Linked DNA regions of Homo sapiens: region 2 is linked to region 1. The links are chromatin contacts, found by Hi-C or POLR2A ChIA-PET in ENCODE. All regions are on one chromosome and are shown on one strand. Each heading gives the region's core, a stretch centred on a gene start or an enhancer-like site at or near the end of the contact. The rest is flanking DNA. Distances are from core to core; before and after follow the strand shown. Region 1 overlaps IKZF2 (IKAROS family zinc finger 2). Region 2 holds the start of RPL37A (ribosomal protein L37a).

Region 1 (4,585 bases), core at 1-2,500:
GTAGTCCCATATCTTGGAACATAATTACATGTAAATTTATTTATAGTATTTACACTAGATGATTTCAGCAAAACTTATTTTTTGTATTTTTAATGCTGTCACATGGTGATACAAGTTCTGCACAGTATTCTCAGCTACTTCCCAGAAATCCATGGTTCCAAAAAATAGAAGCTGGTTTGCCAAGCATTTTTAAAAAAATGAATAATCACTCCATAAATAACTTTTATGATAGTTTACAAACAATTATGATTATGAAATAACTGATCTTAATTTATGTGTACCTCAATTACAATCTAAAGGTTTGGTGTAGCTTTCTTTTTCATCAGTACAGTGAAACTTTCAGGCAGCCATGAATACCTTGCCTTGTTATAGTATTTCAGTTCCTCTTGTGACCAGTGTCATAGCATGGGTTTATAAGTTAACTGGAGTTAGGGATGCTATCTTTGGTCATGAAAAAGAGTTGTCTGTTATTCTCTGAGCAAAACTAAATAATTCCTCTGGGAGTCAAATAGAGACACGGGCCTGGATCACACGGTGCTTTACTATTGAGGGCTTTGGCACAGACCACCTGGGGTTTTATGTTGTTCTGTATTCATTCAAAACCAAGAGTCAAAGTGCTCTGTGATGTCCTTATGAAGAGTCATGCATTAAAACATGCTTCTTTCCATAGAGATTATATTTTTCTTCTTTGTTTTTTAAGGTTTTTTTTAACTGAACATCTTAGTATTTTAACAGATGTATTGAGATAATGACACTGAGATAATGGCTCCCTAGCTATTAGGGAATAATTCATTTCCTTAATGTGAGATGTTTTGGAAAATATTACTGTCATTTTGTAACTACATATTGTGTAATAATCCTGACTCAAAGCACCTAGTAGGTTAATTCTTGGTATTATAAAAGCTGATGAGGGAGAATATACTTACCTGCCACAAAATTTTGCATGTGTGAATAGTTGTTACCAAGGTGAAAGGAAAGGAAACTCTACTTTCATCTGTACTTTTTCTCACCACTTGAGTTCTTTTTAATCTTCTTGGTACCCAAGAATAATCTCTTTATTAAACTGTGACATTTCAAGTTGTTGCATTTTAAGTTTTCTTCTGTAAAATTCTCTGCCCTTACCCGAAAAGAAAACAAACAAAAAAAAACCACAACTCTTGATGTATCTAGGATACTCCTGATTTGTCTTGAATGAGTCAAAGCTGAGAGTCAGTGTATTAAGAGTGAGATAATTTGAAGACTGATCACCAGGCCCTCAAGGTCTAGAATACAGTCAGAGCAAGAATTTGATTCAGTATTTCCCCTGTTGCCAGAGGTACGATCCACCTGTCTTCTTGTCTTTGTCTTGGTAGAAATGTATTATCTTTTCTTACCAAAATTGGAATGTAAAGGAGGAAGAGATTTAAGTCTGAAAATTATATGAGTGCTTCCTCCAGACTATCAAAAGTTAGCTATTGATTTTGCTTTGAATGTTGATGAGACTAACAGCACACTGACCTTGAGTTCTCTTCACAGTGGGTAAACCTCACAAGTGCAACTACTGTGGACGAAGCTACAAGCAGCGCAGTTCACTGGAGGAGCACAAGGAACGCTGCCACAACTATCTCCAGAATGTCAGCATGGAGGCTGCTGGGCAGGTCATGAGTCACCATGGTGGGTAGAAACTGGATTCATCATTTTTATTTCCCCCTACTGCTTTTGTAGTTCAACATGAAGATAAAATCTTATGCTGTTTAAAACTATTTTAGATCACTTTAACTTAAATGAGTTGAGCTTTGGGATACATTGCAAATAATCTGTATTGAAATTTTGCAATACTCCCAAATTATTTCTGATAATGTTTGAATTAGCATAATAATGACAACCAACCTTTCATATACCAAAGGAAGGTACTATTTACTCTTCTTTTTCATTTTTCTAACCAGATAGTTAGAGCTGATTCCACATTAGTCTGTAGGCTGCCTAAAAGAATGAATTGGTTATTTGAATATTTTCATCTCAGGTAAGTGATCAGTCATATAATTTGAAATTTCTCCAATCGGCCCTTTAATTTTTATGAGAAATTACTGATTTTGCTTTCTACAATGTGCAAAACAATCTAGACCAACATTAGACACCATCTCTCTCCACAAAAAACATTCTCCAAGCAAAACATCCTGATCTCTAAATACACTACGGCAGGTAGGAAGGCAATCCCTAAGGTTTATCAATGAATAATTCTCTGTTCCTGAAAAGTTAATTTTAATAATCAGCCTTATATAGGAAAATAATGAATTTCAGTTCTTAAGATTTGTAATGTCTATCTTGTCTTACTAATTAGATTTGTCTACTGATAAGTTTTATTTATACAAAGACAAAAATCTCAACTTATTAGTACATGTATATCTTTTATTTATTTTTTTAAATTATTTTTTATTTTATTTTATTTTTTTTGAGATGGACTCTCACTTTGCCACCCAGGCTGGAGTGCAGTGGCACGATCTCAGCTCACCACAACCTCTGCCTCCCCGGTTCAAGCGATTCTCCTGCTTCAGCCTGCCAAGTAACTGGGATTACAGGCATGTACCACCAGGCCTGGCTAGTTTTTGTATTTTTAGTAGAGACGGGGTTTCGCCATGTTGGCCAGGCTGGTCTCAAACTCCTGACCTCAGGTGAGCTGCCCGCCTTGCCTTCCCAAAGTTCTGGGATTACAGGTGTGAACCATTGCACCTGGCCACTTGTATATCTTTTATTTAAAAAAGGTTTGCCCAGTATTAAATGGTATAGTTGGGGATTGCGACAGTCACTTTTAAAATATAAATATCTATGTATTGGCTTATACATAGCCAGGTCAAGGATTATTTCTGGGGTTTTCTGTTTGTTTTATAGAGTATATACTATGGAACTGTGTTTGTTGGACAGCTAGTGATTATGTGTTGTTGAGTTGGGAATTTTTTTAATTTAAAATTTTCTTGTTATCCTGAACAACTGAAGCATTTCCTTCTAGTTTCTATAATCTAAAGAATCTAATTCTATTGATTTGTGATCAAGTCCATTTATTTTTATATTATCATCATTAACATTTTTTACAAACCTATCTGTGTATCAAGTCTTGGTAAATTTGATATTTCAAGCTTGCATTACCTGGGCTGATGATGATAGCATAGGATCTGGAACATAGAGATTACAAAATGGTGCGTCTCGGAGTCTGCCAAACCTGCTCTGGCTACTTCGTGTCTGGGTGTGTCACTCATAGGCTGGGTTTGAGGATTAAATGTGACTGGATATGTAATAAATGCCCAATAAATGGTTTGCTTTACTGTTAACATTTGAGAACATTAAATAACTGAATAACAGTAAATGTGCTATTCCCTATAAATTTGTTATTTACCAGCAGTAACTTAAGCATTAGAAGTTTCATTTGCTGACCAAATACACTGTTACTATTTAAATTGATGGATTTAAGGGTAAATTGAGGCTGGAAGCTGATGGAAGCTTGGGGGAATACCAAATCTTCCCCAAAACACCTTATGGCATTGCTACTAGTTTTTCTATATTATATTCTCCCATTGCAGTTCTGACATTTGATGGCGTTATGCATTTCCAACTTTATTTATTATTTTTGCATTCCTAGTTATTTATGGAATTCTGTATTGCATACATACTCCTAAAAGACTATATGGTAATAGGGAGGTAAAATGTAAATAAATTATTATAATCAACATTGAATTATCTGTTGGCAGATTGAACTTTTAGAGAATCAAATGCTAACGAAAAATTTAAACAAGTATATTTTGAGAGAAGCAAAGATATGTCCCCTAAACAACTGGGGCCTCAGTCTTACCCCCTATTCCCCAGATTGCTTAGCCCTCCGTAGGCACAGGCCCTTTACAGGTGGTGCTGAAGCTGGAACCAAGTGGGGGAAAGTGGGAAAGGGGTAGGGGCACTGGGTAGGTAGAGCAGAGGGTAAAACCAAAGAGGAGAAGGGATTGAGGGTAGCTTCTGATACCATTTATAGAAACAAATATTCTTAAATACTGGATATCATTTTAACCACATAAGTTTACATTCATGCCATTTCATACCATACTTTTTCTGGGTTTGTTATAACAATAATTTGAGATTATCCTTAATCTCCTCTATCTGTTGTTAACATGCCTAATGGGAAATTGGCCATACGAGGTAGGAGTTGATAAATACTGTAAGAGAAAAACATGGTTCTGTAAAATGCTGCTAGAGTTCATCATTAACATACGTCTCATATAAATAGCTTGGCATATGTCTCTTTTTAAACAGAACCATGATGAAACTTATATCTATTCCCTTCTCTTGCTGTATGTTATTTATTTGTTTTCCTTTTTTGTGGTAGATATGAGAGTTGCTGTCATTTTGGTTGCCATTAGCTCCATGAAATGATTTAACTATTACTTGTTTTTAAAAAATATCTGACATAGTTATATTTCCTAGTCTTTCTTTTCTAAAACATGTTTTTCCCTGTGTTGTTCTTCTAGTATGGAATTTTTTAAAGGAAAAGAGGCATTTTCACTTTACTCAGAAAACATTTATCAAGAGCTTACTATGTGCCAAGTTATATAGAACATTCTGG
Region 2 (4,585 bases), core at 1,371-3,870, 3.5 Mb before region 1:
GTTACATAAATTAACCCATTTATTATAGGCCAGTGATGTCTCAAAGAGTAGAGGAGCGTCTACTGGTCTTTCAACTCCTTCAGTCTTCTGATGGCGGACTTTACCGTGACAGCGGAAGTGGTACTGGAAAGAAAGATTCAGTTTCCAACATAATTAAGCATGTTAACATAGAAAATGGCAAATAAGTAAATCTGCCTCGTTTTTGTGTTAAAGTCGCTTCCCAAATTTTCCTAGAAAGAATTATACTGAGATAGACTGCTCTACCAATACTTTGCTGCAGTCAATCCAAAGATCTAACCAACATTAGATTACTCCTCGGAAATTAGTGGCTTCTAAACTACATGATGGCATCCTTTAAGAGCCATGCCTTCAGGATCTTGCAGAATTAGACATACAATCTCATGCATCTGATTTCTCAACCAGAGTTGCTTTTTTTTTTATAAGTAACTCAGTTGTGGACAAGCAAGCTTTAACTCCCCCTACCCCATCCCATGAAAAAGAAATGGTTCTAAGAGGCTGACCTAAACTTATTAAAAGGGAATGGACAGATTACAAGAAATGAATAAATTACAAGATGATACAGTGAGAACAATGATTAAGGAAATAAGAGCGGACACTAAAGTGCCTTTGGGAAAGACAGCTATTGAAATGACTACAAAAGTTTTACCATAAAATTCAGGAACTATACCTGAAAATCACCATCCTGTATTGTAAGTATATAAATAATTCACTTTCCTATCAGAACCAAGAAAGCACTCTAGTTCCCATTTTCCATTCTGCCCTAATAAAAACCCCCACAAGGAATATATATATATTTCAACATTTTCCACTGCTTCGGTTTAAGTTTAAATTGACTGAAACTTTAAAATCCAATTCTTTAATTACACTAGCCATATATGTGCTTAGTGTATTGGACAACACAGGTCTAGATGCTAGTTTGTAGTATAGTGTTTGTAGTATCGCCCTGTCAGGTGATACTGAGTTGCAGATTCACAAACCTGCAGCAGTCTAATACTGTTCAGAAAGACGAAACTGTGGTGGTCCTGATGGCCTCAAGTTCCAAATACAGTTTTGAACTAACTGACCCCTTCACCTATTTTTATCAAAACTTGCAGTGCAAATCAACGTTCAGTAGATTCAGCCCCACTAATGGACCTGCACAGTATCATGACAATGTTCACAACAATGTGCCCAGTGACCATCAAATTCTAAAGTAGTCTGTGAATTAGATTTCCGACTTCTATTTTGGTAGTTTTGTGTTTACTCTTTCAATAACTGAAAATAAACCACCACGGAAGAATCCTGAAAATACAAAGGCATCCTTATTCTCTCAGTCCTGAGAAAGTGTTAAAACTAGCCCATCCAGCAGCAACCTGGAATTTGGGCCTATGTGGTCCACACACTTCCAAATACCACAAGGAACTAGACTCACTTGTACGTCCAGGCACCGCCAGCCACTGTCTTCATGCAGGAACCACAGTGCCAGATCCCCACAGCTCGTCTCTTCATCTTGGTCTATAAAAGAGAACCAATTTTCACTATGAACCAAGTAAGTATTTTCTCTTACAAGCATCCAGAAGTCTAAATTTGGATTCACCTTATTGTCAGGGATGTGAAAGCCTCCCTTTCTCCCTCAAAAACAAAACAGGGATTGCTGTAATGCAGTATTTTGCACATAAACGTTCAAACCTTTATCAAACAAAAATCCCTCGCAGAACAAGTAGAATGGTATTAGATGCACAGACATCTTGGGAGTTGGTGCAGAAACATCAGTAGACAAAACTGATGGAATCATTTCCCACAAAGCAGGTTTGGCTTAGGCTGGGGGCACTCTGTCAAATGATTATTTTACCCATTAACGTTTAAGCGGTTTTCTTTAAATGAAAAACGTCTCACAAAATCTGAAGTTACCATCAACACTTTTATCTTAAAACTCATAATCAACGGTATGAGTAATTCCAACTGCCCACCAGCACACGGCTTATAAAATACCTTGAAGTCAGGCCTCACTTGGGTAAGAAACCTGCCCTCCCTCTCCTCTCACCAGAGACTTTGCCTTACTTACTTTGCCACAGAAAGAGCAAGTGTACTTGGCGTGCTGGCTGATTTCAATTTTCTTCACCATTTTCCGGAGGGAGGCCCCATAGCGGGTCCCGTATTTACCGACGATCCCGACTTTCTTGGTACGTTTGGCCTGTTTAGAGTGAAGGGAGAAACCAGTGATAGACCTGGAACCCAGGCAGGCCCTGGAGCCTCCACACACCGTTCCTCCACCTCACTGACGTGTGACCGACATGTGAATTACATATGACCTAGTTTTCCCTAAATTCAACCCAACGAAACCAGTGCCCAGGGCTGGCCGCGCGCTCCGAAGGCCCGGCGTTAACCCGGCTGGAGCGCGCCAGGCCCAGCCAAGGCGCCCCCGCCCCTCCGCCTTGGGGAGCTTCCGACAATGGTGTCTCCTGCAAAGGCATGGAGACAGGAGAGAACACGGGGTAAGGCAGGAGAGGAGATGGGTGCGGGAGAAGAAAACAAGGACAGATGCAGGCAGATAGAGTTCTAGGCCGCACAGAGACCCACACTCACCATGTCGCCGCGACCTAGGTCCGAGCCCAGAAAGGAAGAGACGCGGTGCGCAGGCGCGGTATTAGGCGGACGAGCGGAAGTGGCTGGTAGAGGCCTAGCTAGGAACTGAGCTCTATGGTTTGGGCGTTTTCAGGCGGCCTCCTGAGAAATGTTTGCAATTGTAAGGCGTCTCTCTCATCCAGGTTTACCCAGATTCGCAAACTATGGCGACAAACAACCATAGCAGAAGCATGTCCGGATTATTTCACATATATCACAAAATCCTGCAAAGGTACGAGTTCCTCCATTCGATGCACAGCACTTGGCTTGGAGAAGTGCATAAATCTTACATTTGTGGGGCCGGGCGCGGTGGCTCACGCTTGTGATTCTAACACTTTGGGAGGCGGGGTGGGTCAGGAGTTCGAGACCAGCCTGGCCAGCAGGGTGAAACCCCGTCTCTATTCCAAATCTCATTTATTTCCCCCTCTGCATTATGCTCTCTAAAAGTGGCTGACTGTGCAGGATGCTAGCGACAGTGGTGACTAAAATCCAAGGTTCCATTCCCAGAACAAGTTGCAGGCCAGCTGCAAACGATCATATAGCCACATTAAGAAGTTAGACAGTTTCAAACTGGTCAGAGTTCTGAAGGAAAGGACGATGGTTCTGCTCGCGACTAATTCAGAAGAGCCTGGTGTTTCCTGAGGAAAGTCTGAGATTGGAAGGCTGGGGAAAAGTTAACAGTCACCTTGGAGTTTTGTGTTCCAGCTGCTGCATCTCAGTGCGGATGGCCTGCCTTCCACTTCATTTCAGAACTCACTTCCATGGCCCCACACTAGGCTGTTAAGACAGCTTCCTGGTCCAGGCCTGAACCCTTAAACTCCAACATCTTACCCTTTACCCACCGTCAATTCTCTGTCCCTCCAGGTCTCTCAAAGGGGTCAGCAGGGAAGAATTGGATTTCTGGTTGAGGCCGGGGGTGGGGAGGGTGTGTTCTGGAACTAGACACATGATCTTCTTTCTTCACGTAGAACACACACACTAGGAAGTTTGGTTGCCTTTTTTCAGGGGATGGCTAATCCAGAGAATAAGAAGCTCAGAAAACTACTGGAATAAGAGTGTAAGAGAGAATCCATGATTAGAGGGCCAAGAAAGACCATGGGAGCTGAAAGGCATTGTGTGGCCCTGATTCCAATCAGAAGTCCGGTAACAAGTAGCTTCCGTTCCCAAAGCTTAATATTAACTGTCTCAAATAATTTTGCACCTGTTCACTTTTCCTCACAATTGTATTAAAGTCAACTTGCATACCTGGGCTGAGGTGGGAAGATCATTTGAGCCTGGGAGGTTGAGGCTGCAGTAAGCTGTCATCACGCCACTGCAGTCCAGCCTGGACAACAGAGTGAGACTCTGTCTCAAAAAATATATATGAATCAAATCAAATCAAAGCAACTTGCAAACAGCTATGTACTTCATATGGTTACAATTGTTGGAGGGTAACACATGGTAGGCACTGAGTATTTTATGTGGATGTTCTCATTTAATTTTCCATTATCCTTTATGATAGGAATGATTATTATCTTCATTACTAAGAAAAAGAGAGGAAGTCTCATGTAATGATTAGGAACTTAGAGGCTCTGGATTCAGTATGGGTTCAAAACAGAACTCTGCTATTTACCAGCTGTGGGACCTCTGACAAGTTATTATATACTTTTCTTTCTTTTTTCTTTTTCTTTTTTTTTTTTTTTTTTTTTTTTTTTTGAGACAGAGTCTCTCTTGGAAAAGATTCTTTGAGACCAGGAGTTCTAGGCAGCCTGGACAATATAGCGAGACCCCATCTCCACACACACAAAAAAATAATAGGCCAGGTATGGTGACACACATCTGTGGTTCTAGCTGCTCAAAAGGCTGAAACGTGAGGATTGCTTGAGCCCAGGAGTTCAGAGGTTACAGTGAGCTATGATCACACCATTTCACTCCAACCTGGACAACAGAGTGAGATCCTTTCTCAAAACAAAAACAAAAA

Evidence for each region. A loop is a pair of places that touch in the nucleus more often than their neighbours do. ChIA-PET counts read pairs that join two places held with the same protein, here RNA polymerase II (POLR2A). Pooled maps may share reads with other maps.
Region 2: a map with no recorded cell type shows a loop between it and region 1 (5-fold over the local background). The contact joins the promoter of RPL37A here to the enhancer-like site in region 1. A Hi-C loop is called at or near these places in 1 of 37 single-sample maps with no recorded cell type and 2 of 50 pooled maps. POLR2A ChIA-PET finds 5 or more read pairs at or near these places in 1 of 52 experiments (activated CD8-positive, alpha-beta memory T cell).

What each region holds. Positions count from the first base shown.
Region 1 is chr2:213,019,061-213,023,645 of GRCh38, reverse strand. IKZF2 (IKAROS family zinc finger 2) reads left to right here. Exons shown (of 9, transcript NM_001387220.1): 7 at 1,516-1,653. Among named protein-coding and RNA genes, the nearest start is that of MIR4776-2, 95 kb to the right of the region's middle. Within about 2 kb of position 1,250, at least 3 of the 41 ENCODE cell types and tissues checked have a DNase peak (open chromatin) inside an H3K27ac peak, as active enhancers do.
Region 2 is chr2:216,496,879-216,501,463 of GRCh38, reverse strand. RPL37A (ribosomal protein L37a) reads right to left here and starts at 2,620. Exons shown (of 4, transcript NM_000998.5): 1 at 2,587-2,620; 2 at 2,066-2,194; 3 at 1,433-1,515; 4 at 1-123. The coding sequence starts at 2,589. The coding sequence ends at 60. It overlaps RPL37A-DT (RPL37A divergent transcript), which reads left to right and starts at 2,712. Exons shown (of 4, transcript NR_183317.1): 1 at 2,712-2,857. RefSeq lists enhancers at 2,544-2,933, 3,114-3,203.